2 separate regions of the Homo sapiens genome follow, and region 1 is linked to region 2. The links are chromatin contacts, found by Hi-C or POLR2A ChIA-PET in ENCODE. All regions are on one chromosome and are shown on one strand. The core of a region is the stretch at or near the end of the contact, and the rest is flanking DNA. Distances in the headings are between cores, read along the strand shown. Region 1 overlaps PPP2CA (protein phosphatase 2 catalytic subunit alpha). Region 2 has its middle 25 kb from the start of VDAC1.

Evidence for each region. A loop is a pair of places that touch in the nucleus more often than their neighbours do. ChIA-PET counts read pairs that join two places held with the same protein, here RNA polymerase II (POLR2A). Pooled maps may share reads with other maps.
Region 1: a loop to region 2 is called in a pooled map, with 2.0 times the contacts of the local background. The contact joins two enhancer-like sites. A Hi-C loop is called at or near these places in 10 of 50 pooled maps. POLR2A ChIA-PET finds 5 or more read pairs at or near these places in 14 of 52 experiments (CD4-positive, alpha-beta T cell, CD4-positive, alpha-beta memory T cell, CD8-positive, alpha-beta T cell and 10 more).

What each region holds. Positions count from the first base shown.
Region 1 is chr5:134,218,458-134,221,157 of GRCh38, forward strand. All of the region lies in intron 1 of PPP2CA (protein phosphatase 2 catalytic subunit alpha), which reads right to left. Among named protein-coding and RNA genes, the nearest start is that of MIR3661, 5.9 kb to the right of the region's middle. RefSeq lists enhancers at 936-995, 1,046-1,105. Within about 2 kb of position 1,359, at least 2 of the 41 ENCODE cell types and tissues checked have a DNase peak (open chromatin) inside an H3K27ac peak, as active enhancers do.
Region 2 is chr5:134,028,585-134,031,284 of GRCh38, forward strand. It overlaps a transcript of VDAC1 not described here. Among named protein-coding and RNA genes, the nearest start is that of VDAC1, 25 kb to the left of the region's middle. RefSeq lists an enhancer at 2,077-2,176. Within about 2 kb of position 1,312, at least 2 of the 41 ENCODE cell types and tissues checked have a DNase peak (open chromatin) inside an H3K27ac peak, as active enhancers do.

The DNA of each region.
Region 1 (2,700 bases), core at 109-2,608, 190 kb after region 2:
TAACCTACATATGTGAATGAATTAAACACTCCCAATCATTCCTGCATAGAAAAAGAAGTTTTAATCTACTACACAACTGAGAAATGCTGCTATATATCTACTTATTAAAAAATTGTCACAATAATACATCATGAACAAGATTCAACCACTCTGGGTCTCAGTTTCCTCCCTCATCTGTGTAAGATGAATTAGTCTAGATGGTTGTTTCTTTCTTTTTTTTTTTTTTCTTTTAAGATGGAGTCTTGCTGTCGCTTAGGCTGGAGTGCAGGGGCACGATCTCGGCTCACTGCAACCTCTGCCTGCTGGGTTCAAGCAATTCTCCTGCCTCAGCCTCCCGAGCAGCTGGGACTACAGGCGCCCACCACCATGCCTGGCTAAATTTTTTGTATTTTTAGTAGAGACGGGGTTTCACCGTGCTAGCCAGGATGGGCTCCATCTCCTGACCTCGTGATCCACCCACCTCAGCCTCCCAAAGTGCTGGGATTCCAGGCGTGAGCCACTGTGCCCCGCCAGCCTAGATGGTCTTTAAGGTTGATTCCATTACTAGAATTCTACCCCATCCTAAAGCATGTCTTAAGCCTATTTTATTAAGTAAAGCCAGCCAAAAGAAATAGATAGTGGGCATTATTGCTCATTTACAGATTAGTGGCAGAAAAATAAGTTACTTGATCACCACCGGCACAAGCATTCTAAAACATTCCCTATCTAGAATTAACTATAAAGTCAATCTCCTGACTAATCCAAAACTGTGCTATTAATTAGAGCAAAACCAAACTAAGAAATCCTTATACACGAGAATAAGGTAGTGCTTTTTAGACAAAGCTCAATAGTGACAATAATGCATACAATGAAGGTTTATTAAATACTGGTTCCAAAATCAAATGTACACTGTCACACGATAGCATCAATGACACTCCATAACCTCTGTGAACTACATTTTGCAGGCCTTTGGCCAGGTAAACACATGCTACTGCTTGTCTCCCATTCTACTCCTCGTCCCCATCTAGGACAAAGGTTTGCAACCTTCCAGCCTCAACACCAGCAGGGTAAAAATCCCCATCTGTAGTAGCAACTAAATGACTAAACTAAGGCAGAAGTGGCAACACAGGGTGCAAGAGGGACTGGCCAACTGGTCACATTTAGTTTAAAAAATACCCAGATTCAGATATACACGCATCTGTGTCACTGCCTTGTTCATCCATTCTAAACCACAATCCACAACAGACCAATAAACAGGCAATAATACTGCAATGTGAAGAAGTTAAGCAGTTAGCTGGGCACAGTGGCTCACACCTGTAATCCCAGCACTTTGGGAGGCTGAGGCGGGCGGATCACTTGAGGTCAGCAGTTCAAGACCAGCCTGGCCAACATGATGAAACCCTGTCTCTACTAAAAATAAAAAAATTAGCTAGGCATGGTGGCACATGCCTGTAATCCCAGCTACTCAGGAGGCTGAGGCAGGAGAAACACTTGAACGTGGGAGACAAAGGTTGCAGTGAGCCGAGATCATGCAACTGTACTCTGGCCTGGGCAACAGAGCGAGGCTCCGTATCAAAAAAAAAAAAAAAAAAAAAGCAGTTAATCTCAGGTTGTTCTTTACCATTCTTTCAAACCCCACCTCTCAGCCATTTACTGACAATAGACACCTCTCCCTTCTTCAGCCTGGTCTACCACTTCTGCCCCAGAAGCCAAAAGAAAATCTATTTAAAACAAAAACAGGTCTGGTGCCAGTGGCTCATGCCTGTAATCCTAGCACTTTGGGAGGCTGAGATGGGTGGATCACTTGACGTAAGGAGTTCAAGACCAGCCTGGCCAACATGGTGAAACCCTGTCTCTACTAAAAATACAAAAATTAGCTGGGTGTGGTGGCACACACCTATAATCCCAACTATTTGGGAGGCTGAGGCAGGAGAACTGCTTGAACTTGGGAGGCAGAGGGTGCAGTGAGCCGAGATCACACCACTGCACTCCAGCCTGGGCGACTGTGAGACTCTATCTCAAAAAAAAAAAAAAAAAAAAAAGCCCACAAAAACAAAAATCTTCCTCCTTCATGGTTCTCATCCAATTCAGATCTGCCTGTGTATGAGTGGAGGTTGACAGCTTTCTCAGGCAAGGATGATAATGAAGTAAGAGAAATGGGTCAAAGCAGAAAGAATAAATAGTGTCTCCCTGTTACATATAGCTTTGCCTCTCTCCTCAGTACCCTGATAAAAGACCCCACCAAACCCAGTCTCTTAGTTTTCCTAACTTACCCCTTCCAAACTAAGCAAAGGCTATCTCACAGGTAACTCTGACAAACCTGACTTACCATGAGATAGGGAACATATTTGCTGCCATAAAACAGGGCCACACCAGACTGGTAATACAAATGTTATCCCACATACTCCTGAAGGGTCCTTCATTCTTTCTACAGTACATGAGCTTCAACTTAGCCTTACAGCCAATTTTCTGAAAACATACAATTCTGGTCCCAGTGGAGAACGTAGGGAGGGTTGGGGAACCTGTGTTTCTGAATAGTGGGAATGTTCACCTTTTCTGTTTCCTCATGAAGTCAACTCCAAACTAACTGCATTACAGCTTCCTGCCTAGGAGACCATGAAACAAATACACACATGCATGACATTTGACTGTGGAAGCCAAGAGGATGAAAAGAGGCTTTTTTGGGGCCGGGGGGAATGGGGTCTCCCTCTGTCGCCCAGG
Region 2 (2,700 bases), core at 62-2,561:
TCCAGTCATCTAACAATGCTCAGCTCACTAATTCCTCTGGCCTGGCATTGCTCTTCCTCCTCCTTCCCTCCCGTGAATGCCTCCTGAGGTAGGTGGGATGACCGTCATTTCACAGTGGGAAGGGACCTTGCGGCCAGCCAAACCACTGGTAGGCAAATGTGACTGTACATCAGGGATCATTGATCCCTCAGCCAAGTACAGATTCCTAGGCCCTGTATCATCTGCCCAATCAGATGGGACAGTATGGAAGGTTTAAAATATGTCCACATATTCTTTGACAATCCTCCCTTCAGAAGGCAGTTGCTAATTCCCCTGTCCTTGAATGTGGACCACAGCACTCTCCTGGATCCCTCATCCTAGGAAAAGATGGCGGCCATGTCATAAGGACACTCAAGCAGCCCTGGAAGAGGCCCATGTTGGGTGGAACTGAGCCCTCCTAGCAGCAGTAGGGTGACCAATCGTTCTGGTTTGTCTAGGACAGTTCCAGTTTTCACACTGAAAGTCCCACATCCTAGGGAACCTCTTAGTCCTAGGCAAACAGAAGTGGGTGCCCATCTAACATCTAGCACCAACTGGCCAGCCATGTGAGTGAGCCACCTTGGAGGAGGCTCCTTCTGCCCCAGCGAAGCCTTCAGATGGCTGCCCCTGACCAACCTCTTGATTGCAGCTTCATGAGAGACTCTGTGCCTAACAGCACAGCTGAGTCACCCAAGAACTCCTGACCTACAGAAAATATGTGGGGTAATAAAGGTTGATCATTGTTTTAAGCCACTGCACTTTGGGGTAATTTATTATGCCACAATATATAAGTAATACACTCAGGAATCTGTATTTTGTCACACTGTTGGGTAATTGGGCTTATGAATCAGCATTTGTGAACCACAGATCTGGTCTTATTCCCTAAAGCAGCACTTTCCAATAGAACTTTCTGCAATGATAGAACAGCCGTGCATCTGTGCTGTGCAATTTGATGGTCACTAGGCAAACGTGGCTATTGAGCATTCAAAATGTGGCTGATATGACTGAGGAACTAACTTTTTAATTTGATTTAATTTTAATAAATTAAACTTGACATTTAAATAGCACATGTGTAGGATTCCATTTATGTAACATTCTTGAAATGACAAAAGTAGGGAGATAGAAAACAGATTAGTGGTTACCAAGGGTTAGGGATGGTGGGAAAAGGGCGGTGGGAGTGACTATAAAAGGATAGCCTGTGGGAGGTCTTTGAGATGCTGGGATAGTTCTGTATCACGATTAGGTGGTAGTTACATAAATCTACACATGTGAGAAAATGGCACAGAACTATACACACACATTGTACTAACATCAACTTCCTGGTTTTGATATTGCGCTACAGTAATGTAAAATGTAACCCCTTGGGAAAACTGGGTGACAGGTACGTGAGACCTCTCTCAACTACTTTTTGCAACTTCCTGGAAATCTATAATTATTTCAATAGAAAAAGGAAAAAGGCCGGGCACGGTGGCTCACACCTGTAATCCCAGCACTTTGGGAGGCTGAGGCTGGTGGATCACCTGAGGTCAGGACTTTGAGACCAGCCTGACCAACATGGAGAAACCCTATCTCTACTAAAAACACAAAATTAGCCGGGCGTGGTGGTGCTTGACTGTAATCCCAGCTACTTGGGAGGATGAGGCAGGAGAATCGCTTGAACCTGGGAGGTGGAGGTCCGCGGTGAGCAAGATCGTGCCATTATACTCCAGCCTGGGCAACAAGAGTGAAACTCCATCTCAAAAAAAAAAAGAGAAAAAAATGTTAATATGAAATAAGCATTACATAGCACATATGGCTAGTGCCCATCATGTTGGACAGGGAGGCCCCAGTAATGCATAGAGCCTTCTGCAAAATCTCCTAGTCATTCAGAACTTCCAGTGGCAGAGAGCTCACCTCCTCACAAGGTTCTGTTTGAAAGCTCTAATAATAAGAAAGCTCAGACCAGCAGGTTTCAGTAAGGGTAGAAAAGTTTTCCCCTCAGCATTCTTTCTTTCTTTCTTTCTTTTTTTTTTGAGATGGAGTCTCACTCTGTCGCCCAAGCTGGAAGCTGGAGTCCAGTGGTGACAGCGATCTCAGCTCACCGCAACCTCCATCTCCCAGGTTCAAGTGATTCTCCTGCCTCAGCCTCCTGAGAATCTGGGATTACAGGCCTCTGCCACCACATCTGGCTAATTTTGTATTTTTAGTAGGGGTTTTTTAGGGGTTTTACCATGATGGTCAGGCTGGTCTTGAACTCCTGACCTCAAGTGATCTGCCCACCTTGGCCTCCCAAAGTGCTGGGATTACAGCCGTGAGCCACTGCTCCCAGCCTCTCTGCAGCTTTCTGTTTGTGCTAGAATCATGAATTATGCCTAGATTTGCTGGAACAAGGCCCCTTCCCTAGGGATCCCAAGGGACCCAACAACAGTAATGTTACAGCTACCACTTCCATTACCATCACTTGCCACTCATGAGACAGACTACAGGGACCTCACACTTTTGCCCTCAGGTGGTCCTGGATGACCACCTGGTGTGGGGATCATTAACCTTGGAAGAAGCCATTTGCAGTCCATTCCAGCTGATCAAGAAAGAACTAAATCCAACATAGGATTTTAGACAGTAAGGAACATTGAAGACCTCCTGGTTTTATCCCTACCTTTCATATATGGGAAAATGAAGACTTAGAGTAAGTCTACAGGGATT